Linked DNA regions of Homo sapiens: all the other regions are linked to region 3. The links are chromatin loops, found by intact Hi-C in ENCODE. Cell type or tissue: heart right ventricle. All regions are shown on one strand.

The links. A loop is a pair of places that touch in the nucleus more often than their neighbours do. Peaks named below come from ENCODE experiments on the same cell type or tissue, not always from the same donor. Only the 100,000 strongest peaks of a DNase experiment are listed, where the experiment ranks them.
Region 1: a loop joins it to region 3, with 5 times the contacts of the local background. A loop is called at or near these places in 41 of 110 quality-filtered maps.
Region 2: a loop joins it to region 3, with 2.7 times the contacts of the local background. A loop is called at or near these places in 40 of 110 quality-filtered maps.

What each region holds. Positions count from the first base shown.
Region 1 is chr10:112,561,448-112,569,447 of GRCh38, forward strand. The region is part of intron 5 of VTI1A (vesicle transport through interaction with t-SNAREs 1A); the gene reads left to right. Among named protein-coding and RNA genes, the nearest start is that of MIR4295, 69 kb to the right of the region's middle. In heart right ventricle, a CTCF peak has its summit at 4,193; no DNase peak of the experiment used is centred here.
Region 2 is chr10:112,571,588-112,579,587 of GRCh38, forward strand. The region is part of intron 5 of VTI1A (vesicle transport through interaction with t-SNAREs 1A); the gene reads left to right. Among named protein-coding and RNA genes, the nearest start is that of MIR4295, 59 kb to the right of the region's middle. In heart right ventricle, no CTCF peak of the experiment used is centred here; no DNase peak of the experiment used is centred here.
Region 3 is chr10:113,123,612-113,131,611 of GRCh38, forward strand. The region is part of intron 5 of TCF7L2 (transcription factor 7 like 2); the gene reads left to right. Among named protein-coding and RNA genes, the nearest start is that of SNORA87, 82 kb to the left of the region's middle. RefSeq lists a silencer at 3,062-3,181. In heart right ventricle, a CTCF peak has its summit at 3,163 (motif pointing left); a DNase peak (open chromatin) is centred at 3,140; H3K4me3 peaks cover 3,802 bases; H3K27ac peaks cover 6,503 bases.

The sequences.
Region 1 (8,000 bases), 560 kb before region 3:
CTAGGGACATTTACTTGTAGTGTCTTTGTGTAAATCTCAGTTTTCCATTTTATTATATGATAAGTAAAATCTCTTTGGTTGCCTACAAGGATATAACAAATACTTAAATTCATCAACATGAAGCTGTAAGCATCATCAGTTCATAACAATGATTTCTGAAAACTGGTTACTTTTTATTTAAATTTGGAAGTTTAACTCAAATGGAAAAAGATATTTTAACATGGTTTTCTGATCACTGATAACTGAAAAATTCTAGAATAATATAGGAACTCATACAACAAAATAGATCATGCTTACAGTCAGCACTTGAAAAAAACATTCTGGAAAAAAGTCTTTAAAGAGACTTTAGGGAGACTCTAGAAATATATGGAAGAATATTGCAAACTAAAGGCTGTTGTATTCTCTTTCCCTCTCAGAAATAGTTTTTTATAAATAAAGAAATACTTTTCTGAGTTGCTTTTATCATCAACATTTCACTCCCCCAAAATTAAAAAATCTATCATCGAACTCTTTTACCAGAATTTACCAATTCCACCTGAAGTTCTTAGCCCCTGAGATACAACTTTTTTTTATTTCATAAAAGCCAAAGGAGTGTTCTGAGTCATTTGATGAACTTTCCTTCAGAAAAAATAAAATAAAATAATGGCAAATGCCTATTTTTCTGCTTCTCAAATGCCCTTTCCAGTACTTGTCATATATTCCTGAGTTACAGCTGGTTTATCAGGAGCAAACAGGCAGACATAACTTACGACACTGCAGGTTTAAAGTATCATCGTCCAGAAACAATGATGTTTTATTATTTAGAAACAGTCTATATTTTTTCATATTCTTCCTTTAAGCCTTAATGTTTGTTCGAGAATTAAAGGGCCACACTCTTCTGTTTTCTCTGTGTTTACCTTGCAGTTCTGCTTGGCAAATGTTTATTTCTGAAAGTAAGTATGAAATGTCAGTATATTTAGGATAATTAAGTCAATATTACTCCAGTTTGCTTTGCTTTTAGAGTGCTATATTTTCCTAAGTAATAAATACCAGGTAACTTCCAGAAATGGAAGGATTTAGAAAGTAATATTATGTTTGTGTGTGTGTGTGTGTATATACACACACATATATAACTATATAAAATAGATTTTCTTTTATAACAACATCTGAGTGTCTCTTGATTTAGATAGTTTTATCATGGCAATCGCATGTTGTGGGGAGTTCTTTTGTACCATTAATAATAACTAAAACACAATCATCTTCCTAAAGGAGAGAAAGAGAGAGAAGAGGGAAAAGGTGGAATTTGAAAAGGGGGGAAAATCTGTTCCTATTCCTTCCCTGAGGCTGAACTGTTTATCACTCTATCCTCATTCGATAAAAGTGAATTTTATAATAAAATTTTCCCTAATCGGGCACTGTCAGTGGAGGTGTCTTATCGCTGAGAGGAAAATGACACCGATCCTATCGGAAAACAGAAACGATGTCACCATGTTCCCAATCACAGCTCTTCAGCCCCCATATCTACCTTCTCCACAAACACCAAGCAGTGCTTTTTTCATAAGAACATCAAAACCCAGCAAAGTCATTAAAATTGCACCCGCGTAGAGTTGCAGGGACCAGCCGTACTAGCACAAAATGGGATGTGGGAAAACAGACTCTCTAAATGTGCTAATTCCATTGTCACGTGTTTACGGCTTAATTTTAATCAGTTAAAAAAGCCACACATTGCAATAAATTGGCATTATCTTCTGTGACACCAGAAGACACAGTTGCTTCAAGGATTTAGAGGGTCACTGGCAACAGTATATAGTATTACAGACAAAGTATTTTTACGCTTGAACTACGGTAGCTAAGGTACAATCCCCAGTTAAGACTGCAAACAAAGACTATAACCCACATAGTACTAAGTTCAACTTGCAGACCACCTTCATCCTTGATGGACTTTGTATGCAAAACAAAGAATTTTGTGAATTTTTTTAGAGTCATTCATTCATCATATAAAAAAAATTTTTAAGTAGCCTTTCAGTGCTGTAACCTTATCGCATACTTGGCAATAGACCAAATGTTCTTCCCATAGGTCCTCTCAGTAGACTTGTTTTCCAGTCCTGATGTTTCATTGACTGTGTTTACATTGACCATTCGACTTGCGAGCCTAAACAAAGAGACATTAACACGCTTGAGGAAATGCAAACAGAAAATAGTGTCATTGACAATTGTTGAAGGCCAACAATGAAAGACTGTCTCTAATGGTCTTAATTTATTAACGTCAAATTAGCACCAATATATTTTTACACAATTAAGTTGAGAAAGTACTGAAGTAGAAACTACTGGCAAATTTAATTTTAATTTGTTCCATGGGGTTATTCTTAAGGTATACATATCTCTGTTTTAAAGCAGAATGATTCCTTGATGTGGACTGGCTATTCTACATGAGAATATCTGTGAGTAGTTTTTGGACAAAAACATTTCTTTTCATGGCAAGGTATAGCATATTACTTCAGTTCTCAAATTTAATATTTTAGCTTTGTAAATTGACAGTGCATTTAAATATGGTTTTTAAACATTAGACATCATAAAGTTTATTTTAAAAACCTAAGGTGATTAAAATATCTACTAAAATGTTGAAAATTGTAAAATCTCAGTAGTTAATGAAGTATGAGTGGAAAAATTTCAATTTCACCCTGAAAATAGTTTTTTTTTTTTTTTAATTGACAAATCTGACCTTGAGGGAGAGAAAAAATAAATGCAACCACAACTTGCATGGAATGAAAAAAGCTTTTGGAATTAAATCATTTGGCAGTGACTGAAAAATAAACATCGGAGTGGCTTTTGTTTTAATTTTGTTCAGCGCGTTGTTGATTTCTTTATAACAAAAGCAATAGAAAGAAAAGATGAAGTAATAGTGAACCAAACAGAAATAATTTTCCGTGTATTGTGCTTGTCTTCACTGTGAGTTTAGTTTTCTATAGTCAATGTCAAATTGATCAGACTTCTACTGTGTGATTGAAGTACTTCTTTAAAAAAAAAAAAACACTCATATTGTGAAGTTAAAACAGTTAAGTTGTAGTGTCACTGAAACAGTTTTTCTGATTACATTTCGCTTTGCAACAGAGCCTGAGTTTTTGCACTTCTTCCTTGTTTAAACAGCTTAAGTAAATTTACAGGGTTACCCCCCTTTTTTTAAATAATGGAGAAATGGAATGGGTGCAAATTTTGAATATGGTTCTTTTCTCTGTTAGAATTAGCAGCCAACTCTGCATGAGGAGAGAAAAGTTGAGAGTATATAAAAAAGATTTCCCTGTATGATGGCTCCTGGCTTTTTAAAGGAGATACAAAAATAACAATAAAGTTGACTGTGTACAATGGAATGCTGGCTTTCATTGCAGATCTTAAAAAAAATGGTTTTACTGACTTTTGCTCAAACTTTAGTAGTAGCAATGAGTGTTTGCCAATAATTTTTGTTTTCTTTCCTTTTTTAGGAGATGGGCTAGCTTAAAATTTCAAATATACATATACTTACATGTATATTTACCTCATTGAATGCTAATGTTAAAAAAAGTGGTGGGAGCTGATCACCTATGCTGCCGTAAAATGAAACAGCTCCCCCTCTTATATTTGACCAGAGACCCATAGTATTGAAGGAGATTTATGGAAGTGAATGTATTTATCAAGTTCATATATGAGGCAGCAGAACAGGCTTTATTTAGCCTTCCTATCACTTGTACCATAAAACAGTGGGCCTCTGTTTAGTTGGCCTAATACAGTTGTTAAATTGGAATAATTTTTCTGATTTAAAATTTGTAGTGTATTTATTTGTTGTTTTTCAGGGAAAAACTATTTTAAAGAGATTACCAACCACAATGTCATATGTTAACCTGACAGTAACAAATATTGAAAATATTAAATAGTTGGCCACAAAACACCATGCTTCTTTAGGTTTATGAAAGTGAAGGAAACAGAAAATTTTTTTCTGTATTCAAAGGCAATTTAAAATTAATTTTAAAAGACTTATTTATACATTTTATTTATATTTACTTTCAGTTTATTTTAAATCATTTTGCAAATAGCAGGGAAAGTCATGATGCAATAGAAGCTAAATTCTTTCCTGTATACCTCTGATCATTTTTCAAAGCCATATTATATTTTTAAACCCTTATTTACAACTTACACGACTGGCTGTAGTTTGCTCCTCATGCTGTATTATACTTTTCTACACATAGGCTGCGCCATTGAGCCACTAGTTAAAGAAATGTTTCTTGTGCTGCCAGTAGTACATGGAAATGGAAATGTGGAGGACATGGAAATCAAGAGGACGGGCTATCAGTTTTTAAAATGTGTGTTACTATAATTAATATAACAAAAAAGAACATATTTTGATATACGTCACTTTTTAAATCTTTTAAGATATTTTCTAATAATTTTCAATGTAATACTTTCAAAACCTCATTTTTAAAAGTTTTTATTTACTATTTCCCATAGATGTTAGTAAATGTATAATAGAAATTTAAATGTATTAATAGAAAAATATAATTTGTAACTTAAGCATGTGAAGTCATTTTGGTATATTTTGAAGATTATTTAAAATTTATTATAATTTAAAAGATAAACATTAAAACAACTTTAAAGTGTGAAATATAATTAACAAATATGTGCTTGGAAACTTTACATTAAAATCTAGCTATTTAGCATTCTGCATTAGAAATTTGTGAAGTCAAAATTAGTATGTTTTTTTCTAATGAAAGATATGAAACTTCAATGAATCTAAGTAAGAACTGATTTGTTATTATTATTACACACTGCATTTTAATGTTTTATTTCCATTCATATTGAGACTAGCTAACATATAAAAAACTTACAGTGATATTTCTATTGCATTTTTACCTTTTAATTCAATAAAATGTTAAAATAATAGATTTAAAATAACATCAACTGCATTGCATTTAAACATAAGCACTTCTTAACTTTTATACGTTGGAAAATAAATTTTAAGAATAATCAAATACTTTTGTCAAATACATGAAAAAATTTGACTTGTACATTTAAACGTCCTTCTTTGATCTTGCATCTTGCAGATCGGCAGATTCTAGAAACTGCTCTGGGACTATTTCTTTGCGAAAATACTCTGTGTAAATTATTGTTTTGCTGTTTAATAATTAGAGTGATTTATTGGGAAAAGTGAGATATTTCTCTCTACTATAATAATAGTAGAGAAACTTGTGATTGAAAATTTAAGCAGTGATATTGACTATTTACCCCTTAGCAAACGTTATGAAAGTATTTTAGTATTGTTGGCGAATGGGACTCTGCTTGGATTTCCAGCATGTAAGAACTTGCATGCTCCGGGTCATAAATGCTGCTTCATGAATATTCCATCACTCTATATGTGAATCTTTAGGGAAGGGTTTATAGAAAGTATATTTGTCAGCCAGTTATGTGTGGGGCATGGGGGTCTTTCCCAATGTTTATATTGTTGCTAACTTGTCCTACTGATAATTTGGACATAGTATCTGAGATTTTCATTAAAAAGAAAATCATATTTGGACCTAGTGCAACATATTTTTTGTAAGACACCTTTTTTGTATCTCATAAAATTCACTTCAGATGCTATAATGTAATTTATTTAGACAGAGTATCATTTTGTTGCCCAGGCTGGAATGCAGTGGTGTAATCACAGCTCACTGCAGCCTCGACCTCCCTGGCTCAGGTAACCCACCTAGTTCAGCCTCCCAAGTAGCTGGAACTACAAGCACAGCCCACCATGCCCGGCTAATTTTTCTATTTTGTGTAGAGACCAGTTCTCGCCATGTTGCCCAGGCTGTCTCGAACTCCTGGGCTGAAGTGATCCACCTGCCTAAGCCTCCCAAAGTGCTGGGATTACAGGTGTGAACCACTGCGCCGGCCATAATTTACTTTATAAAATGTGGTTTGTTAGAGGTTTACCATTTTATGAATTCACATAAAGTGAATGACAGTTCTTTTTTTATGATAATGTGAAAATTTATTATTGCTCACATTTATATTATCTATATCTCAATTCTGTTGTGATGTCTGTGATATCACACAATCCTATCAGAAATAATAGGTTGATTTTCAAGTTATAACATTAGGCTAACATGTTTTTTTCTTAGTATATTTTATGTAATTAAGCCTTTTTCTCATAGTAAATAATGTCAAAGCATCAGAGGTATGATTGGGGGCAGATGATTCTTTTTTAGCTAAAACTATGGCTTAGGAATCTACCATGTTGGATAATTGACATTATTAGTCTGTTATTTGTAGAATAACTGCGTGGTATGATTTGGAGTGCTTAGCAAGTGCTATATTGGTGACCTGTTCAAATTCGAGAGTCACCACTGATTTATATCACAGTTATTTCCAAGGGCATGGTAGATCATGTCTCTCTGGTAATGACCTTAGATTATTTGGATCTCTGTGGAAAGGAGGACCATTTTAAATGAAGATGAGTGCTGAGAATTAGTGCTTAAATAGGGCACACATCCGTATAGGCAAAACCAGATTTCTCTTTATATGTTTTTGAATCTTAAAGTGACTAAATCGATTTTCGGTACTTGGCAGTTAAGCTTGTGATCATCTCACTTAAAACAAGACTATGTAATGTACCCAGATTTCATTTTGGAGCCCACTGTGATATTTCATAGCTGTTTCACAGCAACCAAAACTCAGATATAAAGAAAAAATATGCTGTGCACCGTATGATATTCTGGACAGAGAAAAAAAAATAAGTTTGTGGTCTCAGAAGCACCAAATTACAAGTCCTAGGAGGAATTATGCACCTTAAAATGTGATGGTTGGCTCACGCCTGTAATCCCAGCACTTTGAGAGGCCGAGGTGGGCAGATCATCTGAGGTCAGGAGTTCGAGACAAGCCTGGCCAACATGATGAAACCCCGTCTCTACTAAAAATACAAAAATTAGCTGGGCATGATGGTAGACGCCTGTAATCCCAGTTACTCGAGAGGCTGAGGCAGGAGAATCTCTTGAGCCCGGGAGGCGGAGGTTGCAGTGAGCTGAGATCGCGCCACTGCACTACAGCCTGGGCAAAAAAGTGAGTGAGTCTCCATCTCAAAAAAAAAAAATTGTGATGGAGCTGCTTTTCATATTAGCAGCTGTACATAGCCATGCTCAGGAGGTGGAGCCAAGAGAAGTGTTCTGTAAATGATAGCAAATGGTTCTTGGAAAGGTTAGAGAACTCTAAATAAGATCCCCGTCTTATCCTATAACAATCACCCAGCCAGCTAAGCATGATCAGGTTTGATTTTATGTTCTCGCCTTAACTGGTCATCTTTTACCTACTTGTATTGTTTATTCAGTTTGAGATGATCAAGTCTTCATGTTTTTCCCCCCACTTTCTGTAACTCTCCTTTGACCACCTTTCTACCCTTGTGTTCCTCCGCCATGCAGTAGGCCCACTTAAAAGGTGAAACTCAGCTGGGCGCGGTGGCTAATGCCTATGATCCCAACACTTTGGGGGGCATATGTGGGCGGATCACCTGAGGTCGGGAGTTTGAGACCAGCCTGGCCAACAAGGTGAAACCCTGTCTCTGCTAAAAATACAAAAATCATCCGGGTGTGGTGGTTTGCACCTATGGTCCCAGCTACTTGGGAGGCTGAGCCAGGAGAATCATTTGAACCCAGGAGGCGGAGGTTGCAGTGGGCTGAGATCGTGCCACTGCCCTGCAGCGTGGGCACAGAGCAAGATTCCATCTCAAAAAAAAAAAAGCTATGGGAAAAAAGGTGAAACTCAAGTAGGTTAATTGTGTGCCTTCTAGAAACCCTAATGATAAATTTGCTGAGAAGGCGGACAACTGTTTGTTGCCTTCTGTGATCCAGGCATACACTTCATTTGATCTTCATAATTATCTTACGGGGTAAGTACTGTTTTTCCCATTTTGCAAATAAGTATACTGAGGTCCAGAGAGGTTAAGGAATCAGTCCAATTGAAGGGCAGTATAAAGTCAAATCCTTTACTTTTTTTCATTATCACATGCTAAAGATAAAGTG
Region 2 (8,000 bases), 550 kb before region 3:
AAGAACTAAGAGTTGAACTACCATTCCACCTGGCAATCCCATTACTGGATATGTATATATCCAAAGGAAAATCATTCTACCAAAAGGTAGAATGCACCTGTATGTTCATTGCAGTGCCCTTCACAATAGCAAAAACATGAAATCAACCCAGGTGCCCACCAACAATAAATTGGATAAAGAAAAGATGGTGTATACGTACACTGTGGAATATTACATAGCCATAAAAAAGAACACAATCATGTCCTTTGCAGGAACGTGGATGAAGCTGGAGGTCATTATCCTAAATGAACACAGAAACAAAACTAAATGCCACATATTCTCACTTAAAAGCAGGAGCCAAACATTGGCTACTCATTGGCATAAAGATGGGAACAGCAGACACTGGAGACAACTAGAAGGGGGAGAGAGGAGGGGCACAAAGGCTGAAAAATTATTGTTGGGTACTATGCTCACAACTTGAATGACAGGATCATTGCACCTCAAACCTTGGCATCACACCATATACTAATGTAACAAACTTGCTCATTGACCCCCGATTCTAAAATTTAAAAAGATGAAAAAGAAAGATAGTGGTTGATTGTAGAATTCTGTTTCTGTGTAAATCCTGCTCTGCCACTTTGCTAGCTGTGTGACTTTGGGAAAATAATTAATCTCTCTATCCCTTCATCATCAAATAAAATGAAGACAATGATAGCATGGTTGTGCACCTAATAAGCTTTCAATGAAAGGTATGAGTGGTGGTAGGTGTTGTTGATATTATTCCTACATTTAAATTCTTAAAAAGGTTTGCTTTTACAGTTCTTTGGTAGTTTTCTTATTTTATCTCTCAGCCCTCACCAGAAGAGTTAAAGAGGATAGATAACATGAAATAAGAGAATGACCATTAAGGAAAGTCATGAAACTATCATTAAACAATCAAAAATGGCTGTTTGTCATAATAACTTTGTCAATAAAAAAATTGAAATGTTCGGTCAGGCATGGTGGCTCACGCCTGTAATCCCAGCACTTTGGGAGGCTGAGGCGGGCGGATCACGAGGTCAGGAGATCGAGACCATCTTGGCTAACACGGTGAAACCCCGTCTCTACTAAAAATACAAAAAATTAGCCGGGCGCGGTGGCGGGCGCCTGTAGTCCCAGCTACTCGGGAGGCTGAAGGCAGGAGAACGGCGTGAACCCGGGAGGCGGAGCTTGCAGTGAGCCGAGATCGCGCCACTACACTCCAGACTGGGCGACAGAGCGAGACTCCGTCTCAACCAAAAAAAAAAAAAAAAAGAAATGTTCTCTCTTCTTCAGGAAACCATGAACTGTATTTTAATGGTGTATTTTAGAAGTTTCTCACTAATTAATCAAATAAATTATTGCTGCTTGAAGTTAAATCAGCTTTGTCTGGAAAGTTCTTTTTCCTGAAGCATCCCATCTCACCACAATACTAGATAAATAAGTTGTTACCCAACTCCTGTAGTGCTTTAGGTTTATTCAGGGGTGACAGACCCAAATGGGTTGAGGTTTATACTCATAATGTAGCAAATTTTGAGAATTGTTGCTGAGCTTAAGGAAGAATTGTGCTGGCCTAGCAGATGTGATTGGAGCAGTATTCAGCCCAAGGTTTATGGTCCCTGGAATGAATTGTATTCATGGTCCTTAATGCTCACTGCCTATGTACCTGTCCTTGTATGCTATCTGCTCTATTATCCGAAATAAACTAAGCAACTTGGAAATCAAGACTAAGCCCTAGATCTCTTTATTGTCCCGTTTTCCTGTCTAGTACCCTGCACTTAAATGTTCTGCAACTCTTGCTGATAATAGAGGGTATGTTTATTAGGAAAAAAAAACCCTAATGGTATTCATGAAATAATTTTATTATTAGACATAAAATGACAATGGTATTTGCATGTTTGGTGAAAATATACAATCCCTTAATAGATCAAAAAGAAATTGACTGAGGTACAACCTATCCTACTTACCTGGGAGGCAGTGTAATATAGTGAAAAGACCACGGAATCAAAGAGATTCAAATTTTATTGCCAATTCCACCATTCACTGTCTATGGCTTTAGGAAAATTATTTGTCTCACACTTCCTCCTATTTCTTCTGGACACCTCCGTATTTTCTAGCAAGCTCAGTAATGCATCAAAAATGCATGTTAGTTGAGGTAGACCCAAGATCTAGTTGTGAAAGCCGTTCAGAACAGCAAAGCTGTCTTATTGCCTGAAAAAGTTTGTAATGTTTATTACAATTTAAAAACCCCTTTTTTGCCTAAGGTAATTTGAGATGGGTTCCTGTAATTTGAAAATATATTAAGACTAATACCATTGGCTTCTGTGAGGAATGTTTTGTACTTTGTCTTCCCCCAGAAGCTTCAGAATATGATAAAGTACATTGTTAAAAGGTTAGGTTCTTTATCTGAATATAATTGTTCATTCTCATAGATCTCTACATGTTTGTAGTGAATCATATTGTTTAAATTCCATTTTTTTCTAAATTACTTAAAGTACAGTACTCATTGTATACTCAAAATCATTGCCTTCTAGATATTTGGATTGCAAAAACAAGCAAAGTTTTAAAAATAAAATCAAATAAGTTTGAGGAGTGGCACATGATTGGAAGCTGTTTATTACTTCAAGTATGTCTATAAAGGGGACAGGGAGAACTGACGTCTACTAATTCTGTATAAAGGAAATAATATTTGAATGCCACAAATTGGGCATTTGTAGCTCAGAACAAGTGATTGTCCTTTAATGCAAATATATTTAGTCTTAGGAAAAACTTGTTCCACTGTTCTTATTTTTAAATTTGAACCAGCACCAGTCTATGGACCATAGTTTGGGAGCCACTACTCTAAAGCCATAGCAGTCTTATTCGTTCATTGCTAAATCAACGAACATTTGTTAAATACCCAGCAGAGGCTGGGTTTGGGAATCAAATAGACCTGGATTTAAATCCCAGCTTTCTTTGCTATGAGCTGTGTAACTTTGGGTTAGTCAGTTAACCTTTCTGAGCTTCTTTTTTTCTTATCTACAATAGTAGCTTAATAAGACCTTGCTAAAGTGCTTATTGTTTAAATCTACCACACGTTAAGTGATGGATGGAACCTATCAAGTGATACATACTGTATTAGGCACTAGGAGCAACATAAAATCGAATGGACATGACAGAAGTAAATGAGTGAGTACAGTGTAGGTGGATGCATTGGGTCAGAGAAGCCTTCAATGTCCTGGTCTAATTATGTGTTTACCCAATGTACAAAGGAAATGTTGCGTGAATTTGACTTGGCTGGTACTAGACTATTGTTGAATTGTTTGAATTCACTTTTTGAATACTGGTCCTAATATTGAACCCTGATATTTGCATTTTCTCCTCAAAATGATTGAACTCAACCATTTCATTTTACCAGATAAAATAAGGCCCTGATGTGTTAAGTAGCTTGCCCATGTTTACACAGCCAGGTAGTGGTGAAGGAAGGACTGAGATTCCAGATCACTGTTGTAGTTTGCTTCACTAGCATGCAATTTCCATGACCACAAGGACCTTGTATGGTTTGCTCACCTCTATATCTCTCTTTGGTGCTAATAGTAGGCACTAAATAAATAGCTATGAAATGAATGATTGATTTCTCTTTTGAGATTTCACAGCCTAAAAATCTTTTTGCTTTCTCTCATCTAATGATGTCTCTTCCCTGGCACTGAAAACTGATGAAAGTTAGGTTGTGTTCCTGTAGTTCGTTTTCAGTTTCTGACATGCAGATCTAATTTATGGATCTTTTCATTATAATCTTTGTAGCTGTTTTCATAAATGTACAAGTCAAGGTTTTCTTCATGTGTGTTTAAATATCACTGATATTTATCCTCTCTTTGCAAGAGTGGATATTGATAATGGCCAATGGTACAGCAGTTTTCTGCTTCCTTCAGTAAGCGTTTGTTCGCGTCCATTGTGTGTTTTCAAGAATGTTAACGTTCATCTTCATCCCTGCTGAGAGTGCTCTATAGGGAAACATGCTGGCTCTGTTTACAGTCCAGTGGAATTAATACTGCCCTCATTTAAATTAGCAATTTATTAACTAATTACAAAACAAAATTACCTTTTACCTTATGAAATTAATTGTTTAATATTTAACTTGAAGGATGGCACTATGTTATTCTTGTTATGAAGGAACATTCATAAAATCATTTCATTGTCTTTTTAATTTTCTCAGCAGCATTGGAGCCATTGAAACGATTTTGCCTGATAGACTTCATATTTTTAGCATTCAAATTGTTCTGTTAAATTAATACTATTCCATTATTTTAGATGATATCTTGTTGAAGAGAATAGCTTCCAATTAGCAATTTATTGTGTAGAAAAGTTTAAACCTCTCGTGAATTTTTCTTTGTTTGTTCATTCTGTGTATCTTTTGCCCATTCCCACCCTGCCCCCTGCCTTTTCTTTTCTTTTCTTTTTTTTTTTTTTTTTTTGAGAGGGAGTCTCGCTCTTTCGCCCAGGCCGGACTGCAGTGGCGCTATCTCGGCTCACTGCAAGCTCCGCCTCCCGGGTTCACGCCGTTCTCCTGCCTCAGCCTCCTGAGTAGCTGGGACTACGGGCAACAGCCACCGCGCCCGGCTAATTTTTTGTGTTTTTAGTAGAGACGGGGTTTCACCGTGTTAGCTAAGATGGTCTCGATCTCCTGACCTCGTGATCCGCCCCGCTCGGCCTCCCAAAGTGCTGGGATTACAGGCGTGAGCCACCGCGCCCGGCCCCCTGCCTCTTCTAAAAGGGCCAGACCTAACATGTTCAAAATATTTGCTGTTTTAGCATGCATTTAATCATTAGATCGTTTCTAAGTACCTCCTAGGAGCCAGGCACTGTGCTAACATTCAGGAAACACCCAATTTAATAGCCTTAGAACTGTACCATTCTCAAAATAGAAACTTTGGAATCTGAAGATAATAAAAAAATTTCCAAGTGGAAGTTGAAATTACATTTTAAATATATTCTTGGAATAAATATTAAACTCTCAAGAGTATCTTGGGGTGGGATGGTGGAATGGTGATTACAAGGTACTACCTCCCATCATCTATAATGGTAATATTTTAATGATGCATTACTTTCCTAATCAGACGAAGATTAAAAATAAGATGTTTTCTGATATTTCAAGAAGCATTCCTTCATTCTATATTTGAGTGCCAAATATGTACAGGGCTTTAGGCTATATATGTCACAGCAGTATTTTTCAAATTTTGTTATCATGACCTATAGTAAGAAATACATTTCACGTCACAATTTATATTACACACACCCACACACACAAAACTGAAATAAATATTTTATGAAACAATACTTAGCCTTGCTAACTACAGATAGTATATGCCAATATTTTCTACTCTTGTTGTTTTAAAAAAAGAAATGGCAGTCTTGATTTCTAAATTGATTTTATAATCCGTCTATAAGGTCACAATCCACAGTTTATGTTAGGGATGCATAGATAAATAAGTTTTAGCTCTAACTTAGAGCTTGTATATTCCAAGAGGGAACATAAAACATGCCTACAAAGAACTCACTGAGTCCTCACGTGGTGGGGAGAGAGCTCTGATCTTTCTTCCTCTTTTTATAAGGACACTAATCCCATCATGGAGACCTCATGACCTCATCTAAACCTGATTACCTGTACTATCACATCTAGGGGTTAGGGCTTCAACGTGTGAATTTTGGGGGACAGAGACATTCACTCTATAACAATATTTTTCTATCAACCAACTTTAAAGCAACTGAAATTTTTTATTACATATCCTTATCCGCATGAGTTAGACATACCAGTCAAGCTTTCCCTAATATCTAAATATATAATTGTATAATGATTGAAGTATATACCACCAAGAGTAGACCAGGCACTCTTTGGTAAACAGTTAAAAGTGAGAGGGTTTTGGGAAACTAAGTCCAGGTTGAAGAAGAAGATAACATTTGGAATGGGGCCTTGAAGATTGGGAGCAGTTACAAAGAAAGCCATCCCCTGTGGGGATAACATTGTGAACAAATAACATGCCAAGTAAAAAGTTGTGTTCAATAGCTTCTAATATGTTCTTATTAAAGGCATATGAATGACAGGGTGATATGATGAGGCCTATACTTAAGGAACATTATCCTGGTAGTAGTGTGGGAAAGGAACTGGGAGATGGACAAGCTGGAAATATAATTTAATCAAAAATTGTATTTTAAAATTAGACATAGAATCATATGTACGTGGTTAAATCAGCCAAGCAGCCTTCCAGGCAGTGAAGAATTGCAAGAGGGCATGATGCAGGGAAAAGACCATCAGACCACCAAATCCGTTCGCTGTTTAAGTTTCAGCAAATCATTTACCCATTTTCTATTCTCATTTCTTCTTTTGAATGGGGTTAATAACGCTTATCCGACCTCATAGACTTGCTGAGAAAATCAAATGAAAAAAGTCCGGAAATACTATGTAAATGTGAAGTAACTTTCTTATTGTTTTGTTTGAACCTTTTTGAGCCCAAGAAGTGACCTGGTGATAACGATGCTTTAGGAGACGAATCTGGCCAGTGGCATATAGGACAGCTCAGAGGAGAAGAAACCCTAAGGAAAGCATTTCAGACAGTATGGCAGCAGGTCATAGAAGAAATAACTGAGGCTCGAATTAGGGCTGTGAGAGCAGGAATGAAGAAGAGAGGATGGATGCCAGAGACATCACTGAGGAAGAATCAACAGACGCAGCAATTTGGCTCTGAGGATAGGAGGTGGGGGGCAGGGATGAAGGGAGAGTTAGGAGAAACCCTATCAGAAATCCACGGTTTCTGGTTGAGTAAAAGGTATATATTGATTGAGTAAACAGTAAAGGAAAATCAGGAGGAAGAATAGGTTTGGAGGGCAGAAAATACTGAATTTAAGATATTAACAAAGTGCCCAAGTGTTTTCATTGAGTAGCCAGTCAAACCTCTGGGATTGAAGCTTAGGAATGAAGTTATAGTTAGACATGTAGACATAAATCATTCTTGAACTGATAGTCATTTAAATCTATATATTTCAAACTTTATCCATATGAGTGCAACTTGTAAGCTTTTTGTCATATTTGCATGATACTTTTACTTAATATTTTCAAATCTATTTTAAGTTAGCTCACTTTTTGAAAGCGTAGCCCCATTCTAAACAATAATATCTTGAATTTGATGTGATGGATATAGTTTTTAAGATACCCATTAGATGTATAATTACCATATTGCATGATTGTAAGATGTGTATCTTTTTACAATTTAACATTTCTGTAATTAGAGTGTTTTACAATTAATGGCATCTTACAAACTCTGCAGGCCAGCAACAGTGGTGATATACTTGTCATTGTCAGCACATGAGCCAACTTGCTTGCTATTCCTGGTGACATCAGCAGAAAAGTGTAAGTTTCTATCAACAAACCATTTAAGGATCTTTATAGAAAAGAATATGAGTTTAATTGTCATCTGAAAAACCTTACTTTCTGGTACATGGAAACTTACAGAATAGTATCAGCAACATGGAAGATAATCCCAGAGACACACTTAAGAGATGCCGTATCCCAGTACCCTTGATGCAGCATCAGGTGCAGAGGACATTGATGACTGTAAGTTGAAAAGTGAATCAGAAGAGGTGGACACTTATGTGTGGAAAAATTCTAGGAAAACCTTAACCCATTCATTTTGCTTATATTTCCATTTTGTGTATGCACAAGAGAGATGTATGTAAGATCTCTGAGTCAAAAAGAGCTCATTGAATAAGCATAAAATAAAAATTTTAAATGATAAGAAAATATAGTGTCATAATTTAGTTGACAGCTGTTTTCTGAGTAGTGTATAAAAAATGGTGCATCTGGCTGGGCACTGTGGCTCACACCTGTAATCGCAGCACTTTAGGAGGCCGAGGTGGGAGGATGGCTTGAGGCCAGGAATTTGAGACCAGTCTGGGCAACATAGTGAGACATTGTCTTTTAAAATAAAAACTAAAAAAAGGTATATCTTACAATAGATGCTGACTAAGGT
Region 3 (8,000 bases):
ATGTGTGCTTTCATCATAGGGATTACGTTGATTTTTTTTAAAGTGGCATTGGGAATATATCCTTAAGTGAATCATATCTAGGCAATAATAATTTGACACAAGTCCATTTTGATCCATTTTTTAAAAAAGGAGTGCTAGAGGAGAAGTCTTAGCCCCAAATTCCTTTCCTTCTTTGTAGCGTACCTTGACGTGCGTGTGAACAAATGGGATTCTTTATTGCTTTCTTGTATTCTTATCTCATCCTCTTAACCGATTTTGTCTCAAGTCTTCCCACTTAGAAAGTGATATATTTTTAGGACCTATTCCAAAAACTTGTTGGATATAAAGAGCACTGAAAGAGAGAAGAAGAAAAGTTGGGGCAAGATAGGATGTTTGTATGTATGTTTGAGATTTTTCTTTGTTTTCAGCGATTTTACTGGGGTCCTTCTGACGGGATAGGCATAAACATTATGGGGTGTGTGGCAGAGATGACATCAGTGGCTATGGCAGGAGGGGATTTGGAAAGGCTCTTTTTTTGGGCAAAAGGGGAGGGTGTAAAGATACAGAGTTCAAAGATGCAAATCACGAGAAAGTAGAAACCTTAAAAAAAATTTTTTTTATGAGAACTTTGCCATCTGTATATACAGCACAGGCTTCCCAGCATCGAAGGTCAGATTCACACCCTTTTCGAACAAAACTCTAATTTAGAATGTTCATCTAAGGGTTGATAATGGTATTAGAAGGCCAGTAGGGTGGTCAGTGGGTGTTGTAGATTAGCTCAGTGGCCATTACAGCTTTACCTAGACCCCCACGATTCATTGGGTAGATTAACCATCACATCTGTCATTTTATCCCTTTTACCACATTTAAAATACGAAAAGGGGGGTGGAAATATCATCTCGAAGACAACTTATATGGAGCAAGCCAATGAAGCCTGCTATTCCTAAAACATCTAAGAAATCGCCGTATATATCTATGTATGCATATATGTATAATATAGTTATAAGTGATATAACTCTGCAGGACATAGATATAGATGTTGAGATGATTTGGGTGAATTCAAATATGTTGGTTATGCCAGGTAAGCTGCAAATTTTTAAGCTTAATTCCTTTTAATTAGTCTTCTGCCTATGTTGTAGAGAAAGTTCTGTGTTTTAATGATCTCGTAAAACGTTTTCTGCTACTGGGCTGATTGCGCAGTTCGTTAAGCTTCTGTTAGTTTAATTTCTGATAAAACTTCCATTTCAACTTTGCGGCACCCTAAATGAGACCATCTTGGCTCCGAAGGAGTCTAGCGGGCACTCTTTCCGAATGGCGATTTGGGATCTGCTGCATGTATCAGAGGCTTTCGTTGAGTTGTGTTGTTTCCTGTGTGTTTATGACAGAAAGATGTCATCGTTAAAGGAAACTTAAGAGTTTCTGTAAATGTAATGGTTCATCCTGAATAAAGTGAGAGAGACAGTGCTTGGAATCTGGGGAATAAGGGTGGAAAGAGCTGAGCTGATGAAGGTGTTTCTTGTCAAATTTGTATAGGAATTATTTACTGTGCTGTCTTTCCTGAGCCGCTACAGTAAAAGTGAAGACATGGAAAATTATCCCAGATGGGACGAATCGCTCGTTCTCTGTTCTTTTTTTAAAAAGAAAAGATTTCAGAAAAAAAAAAAAGTCGTCTTTTTCTTTAGAACAGTATGAATAAAATCTGGACAGCTGTCGAAAAAGATATGCCGTCTGCATTTTTTTTTAATTTCTAGCCACCACCATAACTAAATAGCTTGAATAGTACCTCTTTTCTTTTTTTTCCCCTTCATACATAATGATCTCTACTTCATTAAAAGCGTATTAATCTGGTTCCCAGTCTCTTGGGAGACACCTTAAGATGATGATATTGTGGGTTTTTTCCCCCCGAATTGTTTAAAAAAAAATTCTAGCAGATTTGGTCCCTGTCAGTCAGAAATAATTGTGTTCTTAATCTTGTCCCTGATGGATGACTCGGAGTTCAGCAACGGGCCGGCTCCAATGACAAATACAATATTAATATTCATTAACTGCTTTGACAATGCTAATTTTGATGCAGTAGTAAAGGGCCTTCCAAAGTTACCGGCCAAAGCATCAGAGCTGCGCAAGGTGGCAAGATAATTTGTGCTGGTTTGCTGAGCTGAAGGCTTTTAAAGTCTATAGCAAAAAGCTAGGTACCACAAACAAAAAAGAGAAAGGGAAAAAAGTTCTGAAGCATTGGAAGGCAGGGCTGCGGAAATAATACGATCACAGTCCGCTAAAAAATTTGACACCTCTGATGCAGTTTCTTTGAGTGAAATTTCTACAAAGTTGCAACAAAAAAGCATAGCATGGTAAGTCAGCACATTCTTGATTTTGTTTAATCTTTTTGATCTTTTCAATTATCGCTATTTGAAGATCAATAGTCATTTTTTCCTACTATGCTTAGAAGACGCGCAGCGGTGGTTTAATATGTGTTAGGACCATTTGCTTTAAAGGAACACATCCACAAGTTTCGGTAGGTTTTGTTTTTTTTTTAAGTTAGTCATGAAAAATGTTATACAGTAAATTGTTCTGAATTCTTTTACATATGGGTGTTTTTAATGATCTATATTGGTTTTTGTATCCCCCCACCTCCAAAAAAAAGAATTCAGCAAGATAATTAAGCTCTGGATGTTGCCAAGAATTTTGAGAGTACTTTCAGTTGGCAGAAAACTTTGGAGTGAAGTGGTCCCTCCAAGTTTATCTAAATTCAGCGAGTTTCCTCCCCTGCCTTCTCTGAATGGCATCAGATAGCTATTAAAGCGTAATTTCACTGGAGAACTGCAAAGCATTACTTTCACCAACTTAGGTGAAGTTCTTTGGACTATTGAAATTGCCTTTATGTTTGCTAAGTCGGCAAACAAAATATCAGGCTTTGTTCTTTTGATTGAATGCCGGGGTTTGGGGGAAAAAAAGAAGAGTAAGAAAGCCCTGCCTTTTTTTTTTAAACGCCCCCTCCCTTTTGTGGGGGGGTGGGTTGTTGTGGAATCGGGGGAGATCCCAGTTATTGTGCTCTTCCCTATCAAGCGAGATAATTCTGTGAATGGAACTGTGCGTGAGCATCTTGTCTGGCGGCGCTGCTGGTGTGTGCTGCTCCCCTGTGCCGCGGGTGCGCGGCGGCGGCGCGGGCTGCAGGGCGGGTGCTGCCCTCCAGTGGAGCCCGCGGCCGGCGCGGGCCCTGGGCAGCATCTGGGCGCAGGCAGCATGCCCGCGAGCCGGCAGCGGGAAGGACAGCGCCGCAACCCTCTCTAGATGGTAAGCGCGGCCGGCGGCGGGCGGGCGGGCAGGGGTGCGCGGTGGCCGGCCCGCTGCATCCCGCGCGCCTGCCCTGCTGCGTCCACGGCTGTCCAGTCCGCATGCATGCTCTCAGCCTTTGCCATGTTCGCTGTCACTTTGCGGTAACTTTCAGGTTGATGTACCTTGACTGGTAAGCTGCCGGGGTGGATGCAGTAGATTTATTTTTTTTAGCCTCTCTTTAAAACAAAACAAAACAAAACAAAAAAAACGAAAAAGAGAAATTGACTATACCTCCCCCCACCCCGAATTTCAGCTTGTGACTATAAAAACATGCTTTTTTATTATTATTAACTTGGACGTGAATACGGAGGGGTTTCGGGTTTTTTTTTTTTTTCTGTCCACCAAGTTAAAGACACCAATGCTCCACCCTCCTCGCTCCCCTCCTCCCCATCCCCAAATATTTTCGTAAAGAATCAGCATTTTGCTACTTTTCGTCCATCCATTCCTCCAAGACCCATTTCCCCTTCCTCCCTTCTTGAACCTCTTTATTTAAAACAAAACAAAAGTTTGCTGATGCTGCAGATGCGGACCGTGGAATGTAAATGAGCAGTTCCTCCCACCTCCTTACTTCATTCCTCCTGCACATGATTGTAATTTCATGCTGAAAGGAAAGGAAGCTTTCGTTTTTGTTTTGTTGTTGTTGTTTTGTTTTGTTTTGGGGAAGTGTTTTTTTGTTGTTGCTGTCTTTTTTTTTAAACCCTACAGAACTTTGCAGCACTTGATCACCTTTTGATTTTTTTGTGGGAATGTTCTAAGCGTGGTGTACTTCTGACAAACTGGGGGCACCCTGGGGATGAATTTAGAGTAGTGCGATGGGATGGCAAATATCCGGAAAGAGTTTCTGAGGAGCAGTTTTTAGTTTGAAGAAATTCAAGAAATTTCCCTTTACTTTTTAAGGAAGAGGGGGTCTGTCTAGCATGAGTTAGCTTATGTTGCTGCGTCCTTTTTTTTTTTTTTTTTTTTTCCATTTTTCGGTCTTTTGAGAAAGCTAGAAAATAAATTCTTAGTCAAAGTTGCCCATCCTGTTTGCCGCACTTTATAAGTTATTGTTGCTGAATGATTGGGAGCTGTCCATCAGCGGCAGAGAACTTGCAGTTTACTTAAGAAATTGCGTGTGTGACAAAAGCAGCTGCCAGGAGTGTGGTGGTCCGCGTGAATAGAGGGAGAGAAGGCAATTAGGGGGCTGTGTGGTTGGGGCTTTTTACTTGTCAAAGTGGAGGCTCATTGCTTTTGTTACCACCATGTAAAGGGAATGGCAGGGTTTTGTTTTGGTATTAAGGGCCTTAAAGATTGCTGCCTGACACTTACACAGGAAGGCCAGATAAGTCCAGAAAGAGAGGCCACGGAGCAGTATTTTAAAAAAGAAGAAAAGAAGAAATGAAGAATTCCCACTTTTTTGTTATTTTTAAGCCTGCCCAGCCCTTGTTTTTGTTGATTTTTTTGGTGGGGAGCGGCGAGGGTGATTAACTTGTCCCGTGTCTTAACAGATTGTTTAAAGACCTACATCGTGAAAACAGTCTTGTGGGCTTGGAGATAAACAGATGGGCAATCAGTTCAGTAAATTAAAAACATCTCTACCTTAGGTGTCCTGCCGCCAGAAGAAACCAAATCTTTGCCACTGGTCTTGCTTCAAGCCACACAAGTCCAGGATCCCATGTGGCAGCAGGGGTGTTTTCTTACCTGCATGCAAATCGGAGTTGTGTGTTTGCTTTTGAAGAGGGTGAAATGGCTTAACACTTGGGGTGGGAAAAGACCGGAAAAGCGTTCTGGATGAGTTTTGTCCCCTGCAACTTTTTCTGTCTGTAATCCCTCCATGAGCAGCCACCCTCCCACACTCCCCTCCTTCATGTAAAAGAGGACGATTTCTGGCCTGTGATGTCTGAGTGTCTCAACTCAAGTTAAGTTAAAACCACACAAATGTACCCGGCCCTGGATCCCATAAGAGCCCCAGGAAAAGTAAGTCGGGTTTGTGGAATTCAGCTCTAGCCTTTGCATCCCTCTGCCGTTTCCCTTCCTTCTCTCTCTCTCTCTTTCTTTCTCTCTCTGTGTTCCTGGGGAAAGCTCACAAAACTCAACAGTCAAAAAAGCGAGTTAGCATTCTGACTATTGGAATACTAGCGAGCCCAGGAAGCTTCGTTTCTTCTGCTTCCAGGGAGGTCAGTTGAAAATCTTTCAGGCACATTCTGTTACTCTGGAAGGAAGAGAGGGTGTATACAGGGCAGGCAAGGCCCTGCAAAGTGTCACTTCCGTGTCACTGTGACAAGAAAATATCCTTTCCTCCTCCCTCCCCTCTCCCATCGCAGCCCTCTCCCTAAGAAATTTGTTTTGAGGGATTTGACAATCTTGCAGATAAAGTGCCTGCCTCCTGCACTCGGTTGATCATTTTCCCTCATGGCTGACCGTAATTTCTTTGCTACTCTTAGCGGCAGCTCTGTCCCTGCTGCCCAAGGTAACGGGTGAGGGAGGGGACTTTGCTGAGGTGCCCTGAGCTGGCTGGGGAACATGGACCTTCCCCCTTCCTTCACGGATTCTGTAGTGGCAAAGATTAGAAAGTAGAAGGAGTTTTTAAAATTTTTTTTAAAAAATTAAATCTGCAACCAGCTGAACTCTAGATTATTAGTGGACTTTTTTGTTTTTTATTTTTAAGATTTTTTTAGGGATGTGTGTACAGGGGGAAGGATTAACAAGATAATTCTAGGCAATATGAGCGACAACTTTGAGCATTTTGAGCCTACTCGGCCAGGAATCTGGAGCCATTTCGATCTTTTTAGATGCTTTTTTTCAGTTCTTTAAGTGAAAGGTTTAAAGGGAGGGGAAGCTGGGAGGAAAAAGAAAAGTGAGAAAAGCAGAAAGGGAGGAGGAAGAAAAACTGGCCCAGTCCCATCTCGAAGGTACAGAGAAAGTTTTTTTAGAGGTGGAGAGAGGGAAAACCAAGGCTGTTATGTACCCTAGGGACACAATTTTAGTGGGAATGGAAGATTTGAGTGGTAAGGGAGGCGCAGTGGCCTCCGGGGTCTCTCTGTTCCAGCAGTTGGGCGGTTGGCACCTCAATTTGAATTGCTGGGTGAGTAGTGGGGTGTGTGGTGTGTGTATGGGGGGATGTGTGTATGTTCGTGTCCATGCTTATGGTATTGACCATTAAACCTATGCTTTTTCCCCCCCCTTAATTTAGATCATGGGAAGGAAAAAACAAAACAAGAATAAATGGTCAACTCAAGCTATGCCCTTTCTTTGAGTCCTTTTCACAGCAGTTTTTTGGGGAGGGGGAGAAAGGGTTAAAAAAAGATGGGGAGGAGAGAAGTCTCACTTTCATCACAGTCCTTACACTTCTATGGTAAGGCAGACCCTGTTCCCAAAGTACGGGTGAGCTGGAATCTGGGAAGGGGTGGTACGGTTTGGAATTTCTTCTAACAAATAATTGTTTTCTTCACCCACCAGGGTGGGCTCCATCAGAAAAGAGAGAAGGAAAAATGACATTGCCTCATAGAGGAGCATACTTTAAAAGCTTGAAAGTTTTGAGTGATAAGGCTTTAACAGTAGCAGGGCTGTGTAAACTGTGTATTTTGGTTTCATATTTAATGCTAACTTTCTGTTGCTCCGTCTTTAGTTGTCAATCTCCAGATTTAGATGCTGGCTTTTTAGGGCTATGGTCTTGCTTGTGGTGTGTTTTGTAAACTTAATATAAAATGTGTTTTGGAAACCCGAGCAAGAGCCTGATGACAGCTCATTGTGCTGTTAATGATTAGGGAGAAGGCCCTTTTGCAATATGAATTTGGGATTTAGGATCCATTATACTCTCTTCAACTGTGTGGTGATATCTTTTTAAAAAATTATTATTATTATTATTATTATTATTTTTGAGACGGAGTTTCGCTCTTATTACCCAGGCTGGAGTGCAGTGGCGAGATCTCGGCTCACTGCAACCTCCACCTCCCGGGTTCAAGCAATTCCCCTGCCTCAGCTTCCTGAGTAGCTGGTATTACAGGCACCCGCCACCATGCCCAGATAATTTTTGTATTTTTAGTAGAGACGGGGTTTCATCACGTTGGCCAGGCTAGTCTTGAACTCCTGACCTCAGGTGATCCGCCCGTCTCGGTCTCCCAAAGTGCTGGGATTACAGGCGTGAGCCACCGTGCCCGGCCGGAGTGATTATCTTTTGCCACAAGCTGTAAGAGGATTCTCTTGAATTTGGAGGCAATTCCTTAATTACTTTTATTATTTGTGATGTTATTGTATGACCAAACAGAAATAATCTGCAGTGGTCGATAAGCTCTTCCATCCAATTTTGGGGTGAGAAGGAATGAAATATACCATAGACTTATGTTCATATTTTCAACATCATGAATTAAATTCTGTGTGTCAAATTAAAACACAAGATCATAGATAGTTCTCTCGTTGAGCGTAAAATAATGATGGGTGTAAATCTTGGTTTTCCTTTCTAGCTGTGTGCAACTCTTTGGTTCAATCTAGGATTGTGTAAACTGTCAGGAATGGTGGTGAAGAGAGTGGAGGCTGTGTTGCAAATGTGTATGTTGTGTTACTGCAAATATCACACCCAGTACAGTCTCCCATGTTGAGGTTCTAGACCCTAGTTTACTCAAATTACCTGCGTTACTTAATAGTGGTCCTGTTGGCTTTGATGAGAGTAAACCACTATTCTTGATGTCTTAGGAGAAGGGAGTTCCTTT